Regions from separate parts of the Homo sapiens genome. Here region 2 is linked to region 1. The links are chromatin loops, found by intact Hi-C in ENCODE. Cell type or tissue: PC-9. All regions are shown on one strand. Links, peaks and the distances in the headings refer to the core of each region. The heading gives the core; the rest is flanking DNA.

The links. Hi-C counts contacts between places; a loop is a spot of excess contacts. Peaks named below come from ENCODE experiments on the same cell type or tissue, not always from the same donor. Only the 100,000 strongest peaks of a DNase experiment are listed, where the experiment ranks them.
Region 2: a loop joins it to region 1, with 6 times the contacts of the local background. A loop is called at or near these places in 2 of 110 quality-filtered maps.

Annotation. Positions count from the first base shown.
Region 1 is chr13:106,342,524-106,354,100 of GRCh38, forward strand. All of the region lies in intron 1 of LOC107984626 (a long non-coding RNA gene), which reads right to left. Among named protein-coding and RNA genes, the nearest start is that of LINC00460, 28 kb to the right of the region's middle. RefSeq lists an enhancer at 6,266-6,913. In PC-9, for the core only: no CTCF peak of the experiment used is centred there; DNase peaks (open chromatin) are centred at 5,688 and 6,998; H3K4me3 peaks cover 791 bases; H3K27ac peaks cover 2,349 bases.
Region 2 is chr13:106,144,811-106,156,387 of GRCh38, forward strand. It overlaps the pseudogene RNA5SP38. Among named protein-coding and RNA genes, the nearest start is that of LINC00460, 230 kb to the right of the region's middle. In PC-9, for the core only: no CTCF peak of the experiment used is centred there; DNase peaks (open chromatin) are centred at 6,651 and 7,441; H3K27ac peaks cover 2,500 bases.

The DNA of each region.
Region 1 (11,577 bases), core at 4,562-7,061:
AAGAGAAAAAACTTTTTTAGGAATTATAATTTCAGACTAAAAATTAATGAACGCTAACATTCCCATCCTTTTCATTGAATTTCCTTTCATCTCTACTAATATTGAATATCATTTTAAAAAATGAAGCTTCAATAGATCACAGGGTCTGGATTTAAAACCCAGTTTTGAGTTAATTAGGTGGTCTTGGTTACTCCCTTAGGCTCAGTTTTCCTGACTGTAAAATGGGAGTGTACTGGACATAAGTTATACCTGACTCCAAGTATTCTCAGCCTCACCTCTTACTCCAGCCATGGCTGAAGAGAACAGTTAGGCCCAGCTCTCATCAGCTCTAAAGAGGGACAGGCAACAGCATCTCATTCCAGGCCTGTGCCAAGGGGTCTCCAGCTCCTCGGTGTGGTGCCCATGGGAACACAGACAGGTTCAAAGGGGATGAGTGGGGCCGTTAGCATCCCTTCGCCTCACCTGACAGGAGTGTACAAGGCTATAGATGAACATTTCTCCTACGTCCAGCCTCGGAGACAGTTCCTGGATCTATTTCTGAAGCCTTTTCAAAAGCCCCTTGTCCAGAGTGGACAACTTCAAAATGCACCCTCGCGCTGGCTTTCCCTCCGCCCCTGTTTCACTTCCAATCCTTTTCTCTCTCTCTGATGATTTGCCACAGGCTTTGCTTTTGAACTCATCTGAGCTAAGGCAGGCAATAAGAACGCTGCTAGCCCCACAGGGTAGGAAAGGGATAAAATGAGATGATTTATGTAAATAGAGTGCTTAGGATTTGAGAGGCGTTGCACTACGCTTTGCATAACCTAACACTTTAAGCCCTGTGCGGTCGGTACTACTCTCTTTGTTACAGAGAAGAAAACTGAGGCACAGAGAGGGAAGGCACATTGGACAGGATCACACAGCTAACAAGTGACCTCTGAGCCACACTGCATCCTATACTGTCAACCACTAAAGCACACAGTAGGTGCCTTAACCTTTTTAAGGTGCTATTTCAAACTTAACATTGGCTTTGAAGGTTGGGAAACTATAAGGGACAAGGAGGAATAAAGTGCAGTCGGCATCATAAATCTGCCTCTGTGATCAGCTGTTATTCAAGTTGGCTTTGATCTCTAAAAGATGAGACGTAAAGATGGGCTATGTTCTGTACGTACACACAGGGAGAACCCCACTGGCATGTAAAAATCGTAGAAGACGAAATTGATTTAGATGCTAAGTTTTCCTGCTTAAATTCCACTTATCCTATTGACTTTAAACATAGCCTTTTGCTTTAAATGTAGATTTTTCCCATTATCTATTCCCTCAGGGCAATTCTTGTTAACAGATATCTATCTAGCTCTTGCATACTGAAGCTTGATGTCCAAAATCCCCTTATCAAATGAGATTACAGTCTTTTTTTTCCAATTTAAAGGCAACCTGATATCCAGGTACAAGAAATAAAGATAGAGCCAGGCAACCAAAACTCGTGGCCACAGATCCTCACTGTGTAAGCAAGATACTGTTCTGACGTGAATGAAGATAAGAAAAGCTTCTGAGGTGGGAGGACTGCAGCCCCACCAGCCTTCCCTTCGGAAACTCTCAGCCCAGTGATCACTCAGGAGCCCCAAGTACCTACAACTGGCTGTTAACAAACCCCAGGAGGAAGAAAAAGAGGGGTTGGGAGTGAATCCATTTTAATATCAGTCTTCTTTCAGTTTCAGAATCAAAACATCAAGCTGTCACTTTAGAATGAACAGGATTTGTGAAGCTGAGCTCAGGAGTTTGCCGAATCTCAGACCACGCTCAGGTCTAGCCAGGGCTGGCAGACACACATTTACTTTCTGGGATCTGTATGAGCTCTAATTTAAGAAAAAAAAAAAAAGTTACATTAAAAAAGAAATACATTGCATTTCCTCTTAAGAGAAGCCAATCAGAATAACAAAAATTTGATTTCATCATAGGCCTTTAAAGTTATCACCCAAGACCATAAAAATTTAACACTGGGTAAAGAAAAACAGAGACTCACGGAGGATATGTAGTCAGCGTTGAGTTTATAGGAGTTCTCAAGTAAAAATGCTGCTTTTGATGTGTAAAAGGAGATGTCCTATAAAATAGTTGGCATTCAGAGTCAAGGAAAATAGCAAGGGTTTTTGTAACTATAAATAAGGCTTATTTTATTTTTTAGAAGGCTGGTTGGTCTCATACATCTTGTGGATACAACAGACTATTTTGGCCTTTCCTGGCCACCTCCCAGCCCTGACTTCAGAAGAAGCTTGAAGACACTGGGAAATTTCTGAGCAACGTACTGAGCCATACAAATCCAACCACCAATCTCAATAAAAGGGCTGTTTCTTAAAGACCGTACCACTCCTTAAAAACTGCACCAATTTTATTGAGGTAAAAAAATCCTCTAAGTATTATAGGAATAGCTAAGAATGCAAATTAATCCACCTGAGTGAAGAACTACTGCCCTGTCAGCAGGAAAAGCAATTTTCTAAATAAAGCCCAGTGAATCTGGTCATGACCTGGACATTACTTTTCAGTTCATTTTCATAGAAAAATGATCAAAATTTCAACTTAAATGTTATTTGCAGCTGCTATTGCTTGCCATTTCCTGAAATCTGGAATTCCACTTTTTTGGAAAAGATAATTTTTGAGGGATCATTTTTCAGAAGTTTCTGGTATATCCCCCCTTGGAAATTTCTTTGTGATACCAATAAAATACTACCAGATAACTCAGAAGTGACACCATCAATATATGTTTATCCCTGGAAGAAATATATACATCAAAGCTTAAAAATACAACTAAAAATTATCAAACATTAACAATAAATTTGATTGTAAACACATTTCAATTTACCTCAAGCTTGAGAAACATTTTGTAGAATCTATTTATGCAACAAATACATTCATAATTACCATGACTTTCATTGAAAATCTGAGAAAACCTTACAAACTCTATTTTTGTTTTACAAAATAAACCAAACCAAACCAAAATTTCTTATAATTTACTTAATTCTTTACTGATAGCTGAAAGAAGAAAGTATGTTAACTAAAACACTTCTAGTGGACCCACCTAATAATTTTCACCACATCGTTGCTATTTTCATTTAATTCATGGGGAAAATCAACTTAGAATGAAAGGTTAGTCACTTACGAGGTCTGAACTGTTCCAACATCATCAGCGTGTCATTACTTTCAGGTAAAACAATTACTTTGAACACAGGTTCTAAACCTTATTTACAATAAATGAAGGCAATGACATTTGCATTCAGCTTGCTTTCAGGTAGTTCTGTGAACAGGTCAAATGCAATAGAATGCAATGACCTTATTTTATAAAATAAGCCTAATTGATAACCAGAGACTCTGTCCTAGCCCCAACTTAAGAAGTTACTTTGTAAAATTAGTATATATACAATGATATGTTTTAAAATAATGAATTAAGTTTCACACATAAAGAGTATTGACCTTATTACTTTTGTCAAGAAAAACGGATAATTATGTGATAAAATGGATAATTTTGTCAAGAAAAATGGATAATTATGTGATAAAAATGTCACACATAAAAAGAGTAAAGACCGTATTACTTTTGTCAAGAAAAATGGATAATTATGAACCTTCTATAGAAATATCCATGATATCTGCTCCAATCAAACCACTTAAATCCACTTTGCAGTGGCATATGAAAATGAAGCCTAGCATGAACTGCAGCTCTGCACACCAGGAATGGCAACCAAGAAGCAAGCCAACAAAAATATCAAGTTGCCCAAGAATCTTAATTCTTACATCTTCTTTATAAAAGTCTTGTATTTGATTAAAAAGATTAAAATTGCAAATATTTTTTGTTTTATCTAAACTCTAGCTTTAAGAAATACTAAAAATAAGAGTAATGAAAAAACTAGTATCAAAAATATTCAGATATGGGCCAGGCACAGTGTAATCCAGTACTTTGGGAGGCTGAGGTGGGCAGATCACTTGAGGTCAGCAGTTCGAGACTAGCCTGGCCAACATGGTGAAACCCTGTCTCTGCTAAAAATACAAAAATTACCCAGGTGTGGTGGTGCATGCCTGTAGTCTCAGCTACTAGAGAGGCTTAGGCAGGAGAATCACTTGAACCTGGGAGGCGGAGTTTGCGTGAGCAGAGATCACCACTGCACTCCAGCCTGGGCGACAGAGCAAGACTCCATCTCCAGACAAACGAAAAAACAGTTCAGATCTAAATTCTGAGCTCATTTGAAAGCATAAGCTAATTATTGACTTAGGAAAGTTCATACCCAGATTTAATAAGTTGTTGTTTTATGTCTTTTGTTGAAAGGCAATTAAATCTCACATACAAGTAGTGAAAGAGTGAGCTGAAGCAAAATCAAAATTGTAAAAAATAACACAGAGTTTGATAAAAGGATGAAATAGGTCAGTTTCATTGAAACCATATTGATAGCAGATTTGGTTCAAATTTAGTTTTTTTCTTACCTAATTTTTAAAAAATGTTAATCTTCATCTTAGCAAGTCTAACATCAAATGTCTTTTGACAACTGTACAGGAGTTTGCACAATTTATTTAAAAATTCAGAAGTGGAGAATATTAACTTTATATTTAAAATGCTTAAACTTAAAAGTTGGTCAATAAATAAACAGCATAATATCAAATAAGAAATAAAAGGGTCATATTTTATTTTAATTTCAAAGTCCTTGTAGTTCCCTAGGACATGAAAAATTTTAGTCTGAATCTCAAGTATTCTTTCTAAAATTAATTATTTAAGGCTTTTCAATAATCTATAGTAGTAAAGAATCAAAGAGGAATATGGTTTTTAGTCTTTAAGAACTCTTACTCTAGAAAAAAAAATCCAGTCCCACTTCCCACAAATGCCAACACTGCAGTTGTAACAGAGCTTGTCAGGTAAAATTAATAGTGTCATTGCATTATTTTCTCATTGGAATGGGCACAAATGAGCAAAATAAGAGCCTAGAAAACAATAATAAGATAAATCTGGCACTACTGATTGATTCTGGCTTCTATTAATTTTTATGTCTCAGAGTAAGAAACAAGCGCACGTTTAGTTTCTGACAAAAATACATTTTTTATTGCTTTCTCTATTATTCATCAAATTAGAGCACCAGACTTGATATCTGTGAAAAGTTAAGCCAATCAATTTCTTGGAAATAGACAGGAGATGTTTATTTTTAAGAGCTATTTACCAAGCTAAACATTTTAAGAACTGATGATACCTTTCTTTTTGGATTATTTATTTTTGAATCATGTGAAGAATTTCAACATGTAATACTGTTAATGTCAATTAATTAAGTAATTTCAAGTAAGTCATTCTTATTTTTAAAGTTCCCTAAAGGAGTTTTATTTCCCTCTAGTAATTGTGAAATATTTGGATAAACACTTGCTGTGTGAATTTGAGTGTCTTTCTTTCACTGCCTTAACACTATATCAAGTAATTAGTCCACAGGACTAATTACAAGCATACAGATACTGTTGTTATTAAACTTGTTCACACAGATTAAAATAAGAATGGATCTTAGCGTTGTACAGTGCACAACTTACCCAAGGGTATATGGCAGACCTGTTTAGTGGTATAGGTAGTCATTTTACGATTATTTTTTTAAGCAAAATCATTATGCTATGACTAAGTCCCTTTTTGCCAGATCCATACTTTAGATAGGTTACCTATATTGTTACTGCCACAAAAGAGACCATAGGGCTCATAGCAACAGAGGCAGAATAAACGCCTCAGTGAGATTCCAAGAGCATTAGTCATTTGACAGCTTCTTCTTGTTCACAAAAAAGCAAGGGCAAGCTCAATCTTTCTGATGAACTGAAGGACAGGCGCAGACAAAAGGCTGATACTAGAGTCTGATATTTAAGAACAAATGACAACTCTTAAAATGTGCTCTAGCTCTGAAATGCACAAGAAAATATGAAAGTCATTTTCAAAGCCCATTCCTTGATGTTTCTTTTAAAAAAGAAACATCATCTCTGGAGCTTTTGATTAAAGAAGGGTGTAATCACTCTTTTTAATTCACTCTGATTTCACCTCAAAAGGGACGCTCAAGTTCTCTTTATCCCAGTTTGGCTCTTACTTCAAACCAAAGATTTTTTTAAAAAGTTATCACAGTTTGAAGGCTCTTCCCAAATGCTTGGAACTTCGGGGATATTTACACATACTAAACTATACTTTTTAAAAAAGAAATTGATGGTCCTTATCTGCCAGAGACTAAGTCAGAAGCATTTTAGTTTAAATACTGTAGCATAGATCATGGGACATAACCCAGGCATGGAATATATATACTTCAAAACTATCCCTGCTGTTTCTCTGCATTCGCTAATATCTCTACGGCAAACATGCCATGCTTTCTAAAATAATAAGGAAAATTGCCTTTATTTTTTTTTAAAAGAATATGTCATATATTGTGCTTGAAGATTAAAATCTGAGAATCAGCACCATTTCAGGTCCAAAGATGAGAGATCCTGCTTCCTACGGTGTAACTACAAGAAGAAGAAGAAAAAAAAATACCTCAGAAACCATTGTGTTAATTGATAAGTGCACGGCTCAATAAAAGAATGGGAAAGGGTTGAGAAGCAGGGGCAGCCAGGGCAGTTAACACTCAAAAGCTGGTGAGCCTGTCCAACTAATCTGCCTCGTTTGTTTTCACAGCTTTGCCCGGAACATTTGCAGGGATGGCCCGACACTCCCCGCAGAGCCTGAGAGCGAGTGGCGAGCCAAGATACCAGCGGCACAATGTTTCACCTGCGCTGCCAGATACTCAGACAGAGAAAACACACGACAGTTTGTCAAAACAGCCATCAGCGCGGCGCGCTCGTTTTTTCCCGCAGCCCCCGGTCCTGGCTGCCAATGTACACGGCCAGGTTTATCTAAGGGCTGGAGAGCTCCTCTCTTAAATTCCCGGCGAGGTGGGGATGATGTGGCACAGGAAGGGACCGGGAGCGCTCCCCGGGGAGCCCAGGCGCTACCTGGAAAGGGTTTGCTAGACCCATTAACCCAGGTTCCCACAGCCTTCAGTCTTAGTCAGCACCTGCACGGTGAAATGACTCAGACACAAGGAAACCATCAGGATCAAGAGGGGCTCTGAGCTTCACGGGGAAGCTGGGCTTTTTAACCCCCTTTCCCCCACCATTGCCTGACTCATATGATTTAAAAAAAAAAAAATACAGCGTGCAATAAAACCTGAGGCAGAATCGGTCTGCCTTTGTCTTCCCTTTGTTATCGTGCAAAGCAAGCATCAGGGTTGCCTTTGTTGGCTTTCCAATTCGTTGCCAGCAGAAGCCCATGTGATAAGAACTTTTTGATTAAGCTCTAAATCTTTGGCACATATCTGCAATGCCTAATTATGAAAGATCTAATAATATGTTCCTTGTGTTTCTCTGACAACCACATGCATCTCCATTCAGCATCCCTGACGCTATTGGAAGTAGAGAAAGATACTGACACTACAAATGATTGCACAGAGAGGAGGGGGCATTCCTTAAACCTACACAGAACGGAGGCTGATGTCTTCATTAGACACATACCTAGCAGAAGACAAAACAGATTATACACAAAAACAGTTCGTTTAAAGTCAATTTTTGTCAGGAAAAAAAAATTGTGTTGCTTGGCAATTAAAACAAGTAGAATAAGATACTTTTTAATTAACATCTTCAAGTGGTAGAGGATGTTCAAATGTTGCTACTGTAGAACTTTCTGCCTCATCCTCTGTCTTTTTTAGATTATATATTTCTAAAAATACATTAGGTGACAGTTTAACAGGCAGGAGAAAGTATATTGGTTTTCTATACATATGGAAATGAGCTCTCTCAGGCAATAACTGGAACAATTGTGGCAAAATCTGTATCAAAGGCAGTGGAAGCTGGGCAACGCTCCCTTCCTATGATCGGTGTGTGAGCCCTGACTTAATGAGCTCCTACTAGAGGTGCTACCTTGAACAAACAGTGCTTGGTCACCTCCATGCCCCACCCTACAGGCTGCCTGAAAAGTACATAAAGGGAGGCTTCTTAGAAGTGAGATTTACCAACTACATTTGACATTTGATCAAAACGTATGCATTTGCCTCCCTGAAACAGAAGTGAAAAATACCAAAACGCTGTCACCGTACCAGGGGGTTTCAGTCTCAGCCTTCTGGGAAAACAATCAGGCAATTCTGTTCCCTGACATGCTTTAAAATATACTTTTTAGAAAATAATCATGGATTCTTACACAGAATCAATAGGGTGCCCATGAAACCATTTTAGTCACACTCTCTGATTCACAAGACTGAAAAATGGGATCAATTATGGCAAGTAAATGGGTGGAGAGGGGGTTCTCTCGCCATTGAGCTGAGACCTCCCTGGCAGCTTCTCACCTGGGAAACTCAGAGCCATCTTCACTTACATCCCAAAAGATATGCAATACGCATTATTTCTGAATTTTTAGAACAAAAGATTAAACAATAGATAGAGGAAGTCATCAGGCTCCATTTTCCAAATGTCAAAGTCATTCTGCAACTGCTTTTCCTAGCTCACCACAAACCTCATGGTTGTATCTCTTTGTCTTTTGGACTCGGATTCTTCAAGCACTCGAATCCTATGATCCTGTTGTTTCCCCTTTTCTGGCCTTTCACTGATTTAGCTCATTGAGACCTGACGATATCACATTAGTAGATTTCTTGTTATTTTTTCTGGATTGAACAAATAGTTGTATGTTATTTATATGTTGTCATCAGGCCTGAACTTTGCTTGAAAAAATTAGATGTCTCATTTTTCTCTAGATGTGTTAACTGTTTCTAGCAAAAAGCAACCTTTAAATCCAGAAAACTTTTCCCAAGTTAATGCATCACCAGAAAGTGAAAAAGTTTCCCTTTTCCCTGGTGATCACAGTCGATTAATCGCAGACTCCTGGCGTCCACTGGCCCACCCAGTGTTTGTAGGGTCCCACGTAAGCAGAGCAGAAATCACTACCGCTGATCAAGGAGAGATGAACAGCATCACTAAACAGTGTTCAGAGACTTAGCAAATCATTAGCAATCTCCTCAGCCATGCAGCTAATCTCATCACTCAAATTTCTTGGTTGTTCTGTTTTTCTCTGCCAGATAACACTTTATCAGACTGAAATGGAACTTCCCTCTGATCAGGAATAGGGCATTCAACAAACTATATACATACCTTTGATAGCTTCCTTTTTGGAAAGTGAGGGAGTTTAATTGATAAAGTACCAAAAAAATGAAACTGGAGTCCTAAAGTCTAGACACAGTTTTAGCAGCCAAATTGTAAACCAATGGGCTTAGTTTTGACAATCATGTGAAACACAAAGAACTAGAAAAATTTGCTGTCATGGTCTTTCCTTAACCAAGCATGTAAAGCAAGAAAAAAAAAAAGAAAAAAATACAAATAGAAAGTGCTTACCAGCAATCTGGAAAGCACTTTTGAAACAATGTCTAAAAAATCAAAGTGTTTATTTAAATTTACATTTATTTAAAATAAAAAATTATGCATGGAATTTTAATTCTTGTGTTTGAGTTTTGCTCATCTTAAATTAGTTCTTATTTTTAGAAGATGCATATATTATATATATTATGCATTATATATATTCATATATATATTACATGTATATTCTTTAAGATCTCCTATTTCTCTCTCTTTTTTCTAATCTCTCTTTTTAACAAAGCAAGATACAGGTTGAGTATCCCTAATTCCAAAATTTGAAATCCAAAATGCTTCAAAATTCAAAATTTTCTGAGCACCAATACTCAAAGGAAAAGCTCACTAGAATATTTTAGATTTCAGATTTTCAGAGTAGGGTTGATCAGCTAAGTATAATGTAAATATTCTAAAAGTCCAAAAATTCCAAATTCTGAAACACTTCTGATGCCTTTTGGATAAGGGATACACAACCTGTGTACATAAGAGAACTAACAGAACACTCATAAATGTTACAAGCACCTGACGACTAAAAAAGACCGAGACCAGGGCTTACAACTACACTGATGAAAAAGTCACAAAAAAATTAACAGCCACTTTGGAAGATAGTTTGGTGGTTTCTTACAAAACAAAGCATACTCTTACCGTAAGAACCAGTAATTGTGAGCCTTAGTATTGACCCAAATGAGTTGAACTTATGTCCACACAAAACCTGAACATGAATGTTTTTAACAGTTCTATTTATAATTGCCAAAAGTGGAAGCGGCCAAGATGCCATGCAGTAGCGGAATGAATAAGCAAGCTGTAGTACATCCATACAATGGAATAATATTCAACAATAAGAATAAATGAGCTGTCAAGCCATGCAAAGACATGGAGATACTTTGAATGCATATTGCTGAGCAAAAGAAGCAAATCTGAAAAGTCTACATATTGTATATGATCCCAACTACATGATATTCTGGAAAAAGCAAAAAACTATTGAGACAGTTAAAAAAAAATCATTTTCCCAGGGCTCAGAAAGATAGGATAAGGAAAGAATGGGTGAAGTAGAGGGGACTTTTTAGGAAAGTGAAACTATTCTCTATAATACTGTACTGGTAGATACATGACATTATATATTTGTCAAAACCATGGAATGTACACTGCAAAGCCACAAAGCAAGACCACTAATGTAAACCACATATTTTAGCTAATAATAATGTATCACTATTGGCTCATCAATTGTACCAAACAACACACATTAATACAAGATGTTAATAATAGGGAAAATTGGAGTTGGGGGAGTGAGGGTGAATGTGGGGACCCTGCACTTTCTACTCAACTTTTCTGTAAACCCAAAACTGCTCTATACATAAAGTCTATTAATTTTTTAAAAATAATAGTCTTAAAAATGCATACTAATAATGGGTTAAAATGTCACTGAAAGTGTCTATGAGTGTCATTCCACAAATATGCCTTCGACAGCTTAGCGGTTTTTTTAGTATTTTTTGTTCTGATTGGATATTAGGGTAACCACTAATTATTTTCCTTCAATAAATTATTTAATGATTAGCATTAGGGAGATAAGTGATTCATATCCTAAAACTTATTTAGTTTTATGGTCTATAGAAGGAACACATATTTCAATATCCTACTTGCCTTTACTAGTCTAACCCCAGAAAATGAGATTTCTTCCACTTGCCCTTACTAAATCAGTTCAGCTTTGACAGCTTATTACTTTGTAGACACAACCTTACCAAGAATGCTCTTAACCCCATCATTCTATTCAATGATGAATTATCCATCACTCCAAGGCTGACCCCTCATTACCCTTAATCAGCATGTCCTGCACTGTCCAATCTGCTGCTAGAACATTAATAACAACCCAGGGCAGGAACTTCCAGTGGCCTTTACATGGAGGCCTGGGTCTGGCAGAGGGGCCCCAGGGGTTGCCACTTTGTGTTTGCCACTCCCAGCCACCATCCCAAGTTGGAAAGGTGCTCAAAACATATCCTACTTTCTATATTTTTCCATATTGAAGTTCCAAGTAAAATTTCTTTTGTTAAAAAAAAAAGACTTTGCTGCCAAAATGCTTTTTTGAAAAACCACTGATGTAGACCATATCATCTGCTTTATTATAATAAAATTAACTGAATTTCTCTTTAATTTGATGTTGAAACTGTTCATTCTGCTAGTAAGGGA
Region 2 (11,577 bases), core at 5,104-7,603, 200 kb before region 1:
TTCCTCTCTTTAACAACATTGGTATCACCTTGATGGGCTAAGCTACCACAACTGAGATTCAATGATTGCCAAATGGAGATATTGCTCTAGTTTTAGTTCCAAGCCTGGTGGGTTTTCCTTCACTATGCAACACCACTGATCACCATGCATGGGGTTTTTCAGAAGTGACATCTTCATAAAATTTTTTTCCTGATATTAACTAACACACAATTTATTTCATAATGTTAACAAAACTTTTGGAAGGCTTTCAATATCCTTATTGTTTCAAAAACAAGTTCAAGAAAGATACCTTCTGTGTAAAATTACTGCTATGATTTACAAGAAAAGATCTTCTGCAGTCTTCTTTGTTAAGTTGAGAGGGTGAGATTCCATTGGTGACAGGGAGGAAACAACAAGGCTCCCCTTTCTCATTACTGTCCATTTGAAACCTCTCTCTACAGACTTTGATCCTTAGGTGGCTGCTCAAATAGGTCACATGGTGTTTCTGGTTAGATAAGGGAAGTCCTCCAGTCATTTTTAATAGTCCAGTTTCAGCAATTTTATTGTCCAACCAACGCAACTGTCAGAATCCTAAACTTAACTTGGAGTTCTTGTTTCCCTCCTTCTCCCTCCCACCCCTTGGGCCTGCTTTGTGGAGACCTACAGTGTATTGGAGCTGGGAAACCAATACCACCAAACTGTGGTCTTCATACATGCTGAACTGACAAAGAAGCCTCAAGGTCTCTCTGACCTTCCTCCATCCCCAACTATCTCTCCCAAAGCATAGGATGAAGTCATTCTCTGAAGCTCCCTTATCTGACTAAAGTCCAGACCTACCAAAGAAGAAAAAATTACCTCTGGTCCTCTCCATAAGTTTTCATTAACTGAACTAATTTCACAGGAAAGAGGACTAAAGTCTCTCAAACTTGAACAGACTTGTGTCACAAACCATTGTTCACTCTGTGGGCCCAACAGACTTTGATTCAGACCATCATAGGTTCTTCAAACTCATTGAATTCTCCCTAGGAATTATGTATTGCCCCTCAACAGAATTCCTCTTCTCCCCTCTCCTATAACCTGTTTTGCCAAGATCCAAGCCCCCATTCATTCTGTAACTTCAAGATGGTTTATAAGCTTCTGCACCCCAATGGGAGGTGGCTTCTTCATTCTGAATGCCCCTGTCACCCAAAACTATGATCAAATAAATTTCTGTGGCTCTTCTCCCATTAATCTGTCCTTGATGAGTTGATTTTCTAGCAAACCTCCTGAGGGTGAAAGGGGAACTTTCCATTTGCCTCTTATAAGTGGAAGCTTCTTCCTTTCAAAAACTTCTCCTTTTCTCACTTTACCCTGTCCCCACTAGGCGGCCTTCTGGCTCTTCCTGGATTGGAGTGGGCTTGGGGAAGAAGGAGAGGGGAGTGGACAGAAAACCTCTATGTTCTCTGGACTTTGCTCTCTGAACTTTGGGGCTCTTCCAGGATAACTCTTTTTGTCTTCGGATGCATTTGTGAGTTCTCTGGAGACACCACCTCAATGCATGTGTCCCATTATGTTCCTTTAATGAGGTCAACATTCTTTCTCTGGCTGCCACTTAACATACCACTCAGGTTCTGTATCAGTGACACCCCTCCAAGCTCTTTCTGCTCTTTCTGCTATCAGTAAGTGTGTGCTTCCAGATGGGGTCACTGTGACAATGACCTTCCAGCTGGTGCCTTCCCCAGGGCTCACCTCTGTTATTCTAGCTCCCCATGTAGCTATGGCCTTCAATGGGACAGGCTGCATGATTTGTAAGGCCCACTGCAAAATAAAAATGCAGGGCCTCTTGTTCAAACACTATTAAGAATTTCTAGGTGGTGACAAGAGACCATTAAACCAGGTGTGGCCCTTCTGGGTGTGGAGCAGTGTGTGACTGCACAGTCTCAGGCCTAGCTCTTCATGCTGTGACTGGTAGGGCTTCAACACCACTCCACAATGTCTCCTAAGACCTAAGTAGCTCCTTTGGAGCCCTGTTCAGTAAGCAGAGAGCCAGGAGAAACCCCCATGCCCTCTCTTTGGATTGAGGAGGCAAATGGTAAGTACTAACTTTCCTTAAGAAGAATGTGTTGAGCATACCAGCATCACTCTTTGCTACTGTAGGAGAGAAACAGTATTTTTCTCACCCATCTCAAGGTTCATGACTGAGGCCTTTACAATAAAATACAGATTAATAAGGGAAAAGCATAACACATTGATTTAATATAAATTTTACATGTGTGGCAGCCTTCAGAAATGAAGACTCCAAAGAAACAGGGCAACCTGTGTTTGTTTCTGCTTAGGTTGGAGGAAGAGGACAGAGTCGTGCAGAAGTAGGATTAGACAGAGGGGGATATGAGCTACCTGTAATAAACTGGGGGAGCTTAGCAAGGCCTGTTTGTTTAGAATCTTTGTATTAGTCCATTCTAGCACTGCTATTAAAAAACAAATAAACAAAAAACCCTGAGACTGGGTAAATGTGTAAAGAAAAGAGGTTTAATTGGCTCATGGTTCTGCAGGCCGTACAGGAAGCATACTGGCTTCTGCTATGCAGAGGCCTCAGGAAACTTAAAATCATGGCAGAAGGTGAAGGGGACGCATGCACATCTTATATGGCCAGGGCACAAGGAAGAGAGAGAAGAGGCAGGTGCTACATGCTTTTAAATGACTAGATCTCATTAGAACTTAATATTGCAACCAAGGGGGGTGGTGCAGAACCATTAGAAATGACCCCTGTGATGCAATCACCTCCCACCAGCCCCCACCTCTAGCATTGGGGATTACAATTTGAAGTAAGATTTGGGTGGGGACACAGACCCAAACCCTCAGTCTCCTTGGCATCTCCGTGTCTTCATTCCTTTCCTCCAAGTGTAGACAGGAGAGGACCCCAATGGAATAAGGGTCTTATGGGCAATGCTTCAGGAACAAAGGTCGAGGAGAAGGTGGGCTTCCTGTTTGTGCTGTTTCCTCATATGACAAGGTGCCCTATTTGGGAATAGCATGTCCTAAACCTTGTCACTACCTTCAAGGTGAGCCTTGAATCAGAGGTTGTCAAAAATCTTCTAAGCACTTGCCTAGTCTACACAGCCAGAGCTGTCTTCTAGCAGCTGCACCCAGATTCCTCTCCGGGAATCCCCCAGTGCACCACCCCCAGGCCACTTCCCTCCAGTGGCCATCCACCTGGCTCCCTATGGAGCATGCAGCCCAGCCCCCAAGCCCCAGCTCCAGCATGCTGCCTTCCACGACAGGGGCACTACAGGCTGTGGGAGCTTTGAGAGGGAGTACCAGGAAGGGGACCCTTGTTCTCTTCCCACTGAGAAAAAGCAATTATGTGACCTGCTTTAGAATCTAGATGCCACCATGTTGTGACTACAGAAGTGAAATCAAGGCCTAGAAGTAGGAAAAAAAGGCTGAAAGCTGATGATCTCTTCCGATCCGCTGCACCCAGACCACACAGCTCACAGTCAAACGAGTCAGAGGATCCCCTTTTTGCTTAAGCCAGTTTGAATTAGGTTTCCTTTAATTTACAGAAAGGATCTTAACTATTACATTTATCAATACTACCCTTTTGTATTTCATCATTTCTGTTTTATTCCTAAGTGATAATAACTGTAAATATGAACTTTAAAATATATTAAAATACCATGAGCCTGGGTGACATGGAGAAACCGTGTCTCTACAAAAAAAAAAAAAAATACAAAAGTTAGTCGGGCATGGTGGCATGCACCTGTAGATCCAGCTACTCAAGAGGCTGAGGCGGGTGGATTGATTTGATTATGATCATGTCCCTGCACTCCAGCCTGGGTGACAAAAGGAGACCCTGTCTCAAAAAAAAAAAAAAAAAAAAAAAAAAAGTCACGTATTTTTACCATTATCCCATCTATATCTTCCCAATGTTTTGTTATTGTTCCAGGCCAGGTGACCACACTGCTTTTTCATACACAGGCGAAAGGAAACCAACATTACATACATAACTACAACACAAGGGCACATATTGGAAGCATGACATTTTGGAGGCAATGGTAACAAAATGTCTAAGGTCCTTGAGCCCCTCAGAGACCTATTCTAGAAAATACCAATTTATTAATGTGAACAGTGATTACAATTCATTATTTGATGTTAATGAACAAAATAGAATGTCATCATGTATATAACATTTAATGTTTTCGTAGAACTTTAATAATATATATAACTTTTCTAAAAGAATGGTATTTAATGTCTCTTGAATTGTAGCTATGTCATTAATAACTGTCATTTTGAAGTAAGCAAAAGATAAAGGACATAGAGAAAAAATTATTAGCAAAAGCAACAAAAAGAACATTTGAAAGCTTGACCTTCTATTTCCTCCAAATCAGTGTAACTCATAATGAATGTTAAGGGAAAACTGTAATATATTTTCTTCCATATTTTCTATCTGTCAAAGACACTGATACCTATTTTTCCTCATCAACATGAACAGTTCACTGAATGACAGCAAATCAAGCCTTATACATATAACCGAAAAGCAAGGGAAAGCCTGTTCTTAGAAGAAACATGGTATAGATGGCCTTCTGTGTCTAGAAAAGCTACTGCCTTTACTATTTCTAACCACGGGCTGACATTGTTATTTTAAAGACAAAACTGGAGGAGACCACAGTGGTGGGGATAATATTTTCAACGTTCTGCAGCTGCATTCATAAAGTGAACTCTCTTTGAAGTATAAAATTAATAGTTGAATGACACACCTCAAAGAGTGCCCCCAAAAGGTGACCAGAGCCTAACTCTGCAATTTTAAAATGTGAACATTTCCAGAGATGGGAACCCATGGGTGCTGATAGCATCCCCATCTGGGGCCTATTTCTCCTGCCATCCATCTACACGTAGTCTTCTTTGAAGTCAAAAAAACCTCTGAGGGAAATTGTTCCAGGATAATAGGTTGGAGGTACTCTTGGCAAATTGCTCCAAAAATAAACAAACACAAACAAAAGACTGTGAATCACAACTGTATTGTAACTTAAATGCAGCATTTTCCCCATGGAAACCCTGAAAGACTCTCTACAGATAGATATAAATGATAGATATACACATGCAGAAAGAAAACTTGTATATATACACATACGTAGGTATATTGTCTTAACAAGAACAAGTTAATCCTCATGAATAAGGTATCAGTTTTGAAAGTATTTCTGGAAAAAAACAGAGGAAAGAATAAGTGCTATAGTTGGGTGCCGTCTGGGTGGAGTTATAAATAGTGGAATAATTTAAAGACAGTGACAGGATTAATGATCACGGGGCCTGAAGTCTCACAATTTCTTCACACCAGGCCACACATATACAAATTACCAAAAGGCTAGCTGGGTAACACATAGGTCTAAGTGGGTTACTCCTCTGGTTAAATCTGTAAGTTAGCTCCCCACAGCCTACAGAACAGAGGTAGAGGTATTTGGCATGGCATACAGCATCTATTTGAGGCCAGGCATAGTGGCTTACACCTGTAATCCCAGTATTTTGGGAGGCGGAGGCAGGCAAATCACCTAAGGTCAGGAGTTGAAGACCAGCCTGACCAACACAGTGAAACCACATCTCTATTAAATACAAAATTAATTAGCCAGATGTGGTGGTGCACGCCTATAATCCCAGTTACCTGGGAGGTTGAGGCAGGAGAATCGCTTGAACATGAGAGGCAGAGGTTGCAATGAGCCGAGATCGTGCCATTGCACTCCAGCCTCGGCAACAGTCTCCGTCTCAAAAACAAACAAACAAACAAACAAACATCAACAAAAATCTATTCAAGATTGCACCATGCCTTTTTAAAAGAAAATTCCTTTCCTTACATATCCCACCCTGCTTTGCACAAGCATGGCACACACACACACTCACACATTCACACAGGCTCACATACGTCTCACTCCAATCAAGCAAAACAGCTTGCAGTTGGGCCTTTGCACATGCTGTTTTCTCTAGCTCAGGGGTCAGCAAACTTCTATGTAAAGGGACAAATACCAAATATTTTCGGCTATTGAAGGATAAAGGTTCTGTTTCACTACGATGTTGTTGGACATAAATGAATACACATGGCTGTGTTCCGATAAAACTTTATTTATGGATGCTGAACTCCAAATTTCATATAATTTTCATGTGTCATGAAATACTTTTCTCCCTCTCGCCACCATTTAAATATATAAGACCATATTTAGATCCCATGTCACACAAAAACAGGCAGCAGCAGCGGGCCTGTTTGGGCCCACAGGTCACACTTTGCCACCCTGCTTCAGTCCTGCAGTCTTAGTTTATTTATCTCCAACATGTTCTTTAAAGCAGTCTTGGGAGCCTTCCATGCCCAAGCATAGTGTTGTCAAAGCCTCTTTAATACAGCTCTCTCAAATCATTTGTTTCAATATTTTAAATATGTTGTACTATCTTTCCTCCCAACCAGGCTCTGAGTTCTTTATCAGCAGGAAAAGCCTTTTGTAACTGTGTATCCCATCAAGCTCTCAACATGTGGCAAATAAATAAATAATCACGGAAAGTGAGAGGATAGTAATTTCTATACTCCTTCTTTCTCTTCTTCTGAAAAATATTTCTTATGAGTCATTCCTCTATGGATAAAAGGCATTCGGTACAGTGGTGCAGGGAGACAGTCTACTTGGCAAATCCAAGCCCTGTCAATGTCAAGTTCCAGGTTCTTTGTCAGTGATAATTGCTCATGTACCCTGGTTCAGGGTGTGGCTGATGGTATTCATCCCACAAACATTCTGTGGCTGCTGGGTATCAGGACTGCAGCTGGGAATGGGACAAAGAGCTTCCTTGCCCTCAGGAATGTACAGAGTGGTCAGGAAGAAAGCTTTCAAAAGTCAGTCTGAGGAGAGAGTGAAAAGAAAGAGCCACAGGAGCACAGAGCAGAGGAAGCCGTTCTGTGGGAGAGAAAGAGGTTAGGAAAGGATCCCTAGGGGGTAGTCTGCACACCAAGACCCAAAGGTAAACTGGAGTTGGCTAGGTAACAGAGAGAGAGAGAGAGAGAGGATAATGATATGGTTTGGCTCTGTGTCCCCACTGAAATCTCATCTCTAATTGTAATCCCCACATGTCAAGGGAGGGAGGTGATTGGATCATGGGGGCAGTTTCCCCCATGCTGTTCTCATGATAGTGAGGGAGATCTCACAAGATTTGATGGTTTTATAAGGGGCTTTTCCCCCTTAGCTTACACCTTTCTCTTGCCTGCTGCCTTGTAAGACATGCCTACTTCCCCTTCCACCATGATTGTAAGTTTCCTGAGGCCTCTACAGCCATGCAGAACTGTGAGTCAATTAAATCTCCTCTCTTTATAAATTACCCAGTCTCAGAAATGTCTTTATAACAGTGAAAACGGACTAAGACAGGTGTCTAAGCAGAAGGAACAGCTTGGACAAAGGCTCAGAGGTAGTAGAGCCAGAGAGGAAGAAGGTTGCTCAGCCACTCCCTTTAGCAGTGTTTGCATTGGGCCACATAAAAGGTGTTCTCAGGGAACTAGCTGCTGTCTGGCCTGAGTAAACCTTCATCACCTGCAAATGGAGAGCAGTGAGTTAAATACTGTGTATGGTCGTTCGTGAATACATTTTTTCTAGATGCTGCCCTTATTATTTCAGGACCCTTAGTGCTTTTTGTTTAATGAGATGTTCTGTGGGTTTGAACCCTTGTAGTCTTTCATTTGTGTTTCCTTCTCCCTCCCTTAGTTTACTGAGCACCTTAAGGGATGAGTTTGTTTGTTTTTTTTGTAGAACTTATTTGACTTTACATACCTATAAGATTTCATTCTTTCAAGAAATATCTACTACGCATCTTTTGTATTCCTGCACTGTTCTAGGTGCCTGGGATACATCAGAATAAAACAGACAATGATCCCTGCACTGGAGAATCTTTCACGGGAAAGAAGGACTGAGATAAAGTCAACAACACTCACAAAATAATAAATGAGCTAATGATATACTAGACGGTTGTGAGGAAAAAAGAATGTAAGGCAAGGTAGTGGAGAATGTGAGGCTGAGGGGTGCAATTTAAAGAGGAATTTAGGAAAGTCTTCATGGTGAAAGACACTTTGAGCATAGACGATGAAAGGGAGGGAATTGGCCATAGGAATATTTCCAGGAAGAGGGAGTAGTCAATGCAAAAGGCATTGGGCAGGAACAGGTATCATTCTATCATTCTGAAAACTTCAGGTAAGACCATGTGGAAAAGTAGTGAGGAGTTGCAGGAAGTGAGACCAGGCACAGGCTGTGGAGAGTCGGATCCTGAAGTGTCCTGGGGAATCCTGTACCCACTGTGGCTTTTATTACCGTCTCCAAAGAAGAGCCATTGCAAGGGTTTGAACAGAGGCATGACATCATAACCCCACCTGTGTGTTGGAGGAATAATTTTGGCTGTGGGTTGCAATGAGATGGTAGGAACAAGAGCAGATCTCGGGAGGTGGCGAGGAGTCCCTTGTAGCAATCCAGGTGAAGCATTGTGGGGGCTCAGACTGGGGCAGGAGAAGGACAGGTGCTGAGAAGCGTTTCTGGAGAGCTGCGGAAGCAAAGCCAGCGGTGCCTCCTCATTGGTTGAATGCAGCATGCGAGGGAAAGAGAAGAAAGAGTCAAGGATGAATCTAATTTTTTGCCCGGAGCAACTGGAAGGTCAGAGTCAGCACTGACAAAGATGAGGGAGTCTGCAGGGGAGCACATTTTGGAAACAGAGCAGAAGTTGGATTTGCTAAGAATTCATTGTCTCTTAGACTTTTATGTAGAGATATCGGAGGCAGCTGAATATGAGTCTGTAATTCCAAAGTGAGTTCTGAGCTGGGGATATAAACTTGGGAGTCCTCTGCATATAAACAGCAAGCAGTGCCAAGAGATGGGCTGTGGCCACAGAGGGGATAAATGAAGACAGAAGAGAAGAGCATCCTGAGAACTGAGTTCTGAGTCTCTGACATTAAGAGTGACTTACTGTCATTGTTGCTGAACTGATCCACTGGGTAACTCAGGTAAAAAAAATTCAACAGTTCAAGTAATACATTAGATATGTATGTCATTGCCTTTTTGATATTACCATAAATGATATTACGTATTATTGAGAATATGTTTTGGCTCATGCTACACTGGCAAAAATCAAAACAACCATCTTTCAGCAATGACTGTATACAAAGTAGAAATCACACACATCTATTTCAAAAATACATATATATTTCAAAATAGTGCAGAAAACGCTACTGAGTTACTCCATCTCTAAACTATAGCCTAACACAACAAGAACAAAATACCTAGGTACAAAAACAAAGGCTGAGTCAGACAAGCACTAACCTGCTGAAAATGATTTGCATTTGATGAACTCCAAAAGCTGAAGACTAGGAAGAGATCAAAATTCTTGAAGAACTTTGTCTCACTATAAAAATAGATCATACAGGAATCCTAACCTTCATAGCATCAGAAAAAGAAATTATGTAAAACTATTTGCAGGAAACATTTTCCATGCTCAAATAAGTAAGGCCCGATAGCAATGTGACAACACACACAAACACAACCCACTGCCAAAATGTGAGTATTTCAACCCATTATAAAGAGGGGGCACAATTCCAGGGCAGCAGAGAGCACTGGCTGCCTGGAGCCCAGGCTCAGCTCACCCTCTCCTAGATCAACTTCCTTCTCCTCTGGAAAGAACACTGCCCTTTCCACTAATGCACACTGCAGGATGAAAGGGCGAAAGAGGAAGAGAAAAGCTTGAATGTGAGTTCTCTATGCACTTAGAGAAAATTGCATGGTACTTCAGCAGAAATCTTTGAGCAGTACTCAAAGATATAAAAGCAGTATGTCCTGCTAGAATCCTAAACCTTTCAAATGAAAGTTGCCTTACTTTTTTTTTTCTTTTCTTTCCTTTTTTTTTTTCTTTTAAAGTATAACCCTGCAATTTACTGGAGCTGAAGGCCCTTTTTTTTTTCTGACATGGCAGATTACTTTTTTTTTTTTTTTGTAGTGGGATCGAGTGTTGTTGTTAGTTAGAATAAAGGCCTAGACACAAATTCTCAGGCTCCGTTCCTAGTTCTGACCATAGTAATGGGGAAACATCATGTCTTGGAGCAAATAAATAAACGCACATAAATGCATCAGTTCCACTTAAACCCTGTAGGAATGCTGCTATCTCTTGGGAGATACCATAACGACAATGCATACAAGGCCAGTTGTGATTTCCAAAATTCAAAGAAATACAATAGAAGTTGTAAGGGAAATGCCCCGAATGGGAGAAACTGTGTTCACTCTGGGAGTAATTGCTTAAACAACATTTATTTAATCAGCTCCATGACCACTCATAAGCTACAGTATCCTTCAGAATAAATTCCAAAGCTCCATATTGTATTACTACTTTCACTTCAATTTTGGAAAAAGAGGTATACCAGTAGATTTTAAGATGCATCCTTATTCAAATGAAATACAATATTATCCAAAAAATTCCTTGAATCAGTTGCTAATTAACTTGTCTACTTGATAATTTACTTTTGAGTAACAACCGCATACTCCTCTCTGCTTATACTTTTTTACAAATACTATTTTATTGTGTAACTGGTGCACACGTATCATAACATATGCACCAACAAAACGAGTACTTGCTGGAATTTTTCCCATCCAAGTACTAACGAGGCCCGACCCTGCTTAGCTTGTGAGATCAGATGAGATTGGGCACGTTCAGGGTGGTTTGGTGGTAGACACATGTCGGGGTTTCTATTTCAATCAGAAGACAGAAAAATAAGACAGGGAGCATGGGAAATCACCTCCAAAATGGAAAAGGATTCTCCTAGGGTGTCTTACTCATTGTCAATTTCAGGAAATTCCCCAAGGGATATTCCTGAATGTTGAGTCCGTCTAGCTTAAAATGACTCAAGTCATGTAGCAGTTCTCCCAGAATTCTGTTTCATAGACTATTTCTCATGTTCACTGGAATCACAAGAACTGTTTTTTCTTTAAGATATGAATTAATATCAACCAAAATTTAAATTAACCTAATACATTTCTTCCACGGTCTAGCCTCCAACATAACTTTCAAGCATAACTAAGACATTACTTTATTGAATTCCTTAAAAATTGAAAAATTAACTGATGCTATTTTTAATAAATGTCAAGTCATAAATGCAGTCTACATTGCAGACATTGAAAACAATTTGATTTAAAAGGCACAAACTAGCTTTGGTCTTTCTGTTTAATCCCTTTAGTGTAAAAAATGTCCTGTTCCTGACTCATTTCTACACTATATTCAACAAATAGCTTGGAAAATAAATTTTAATGACTCCTTTTGTGCTTGTATATTTTTCTTTAATATCTTCTTATTCATTTTTGAACAAAGAGAAATTGACAGAGTCAAAGACATGACCTTTAATTTTAAAGGAATTTTCTTTTCTTACAAATCTGCTATCATCGTAATCCTAAAAGCACAAAAGAAAGCTAAATTATCTATCCTTTTTTCTTTGACCACAGCAACTTTTAAAATTTAACTTTGATCCAGATTAAATGATAGTTCAGCCAAAAATGTCAAGAGGAGCCTTCTGGAGTTGGGTCCTATGTGTGAGTAGGTGGTTCATGCTGTTTAAAAGGCAGGACTGAACTGCAG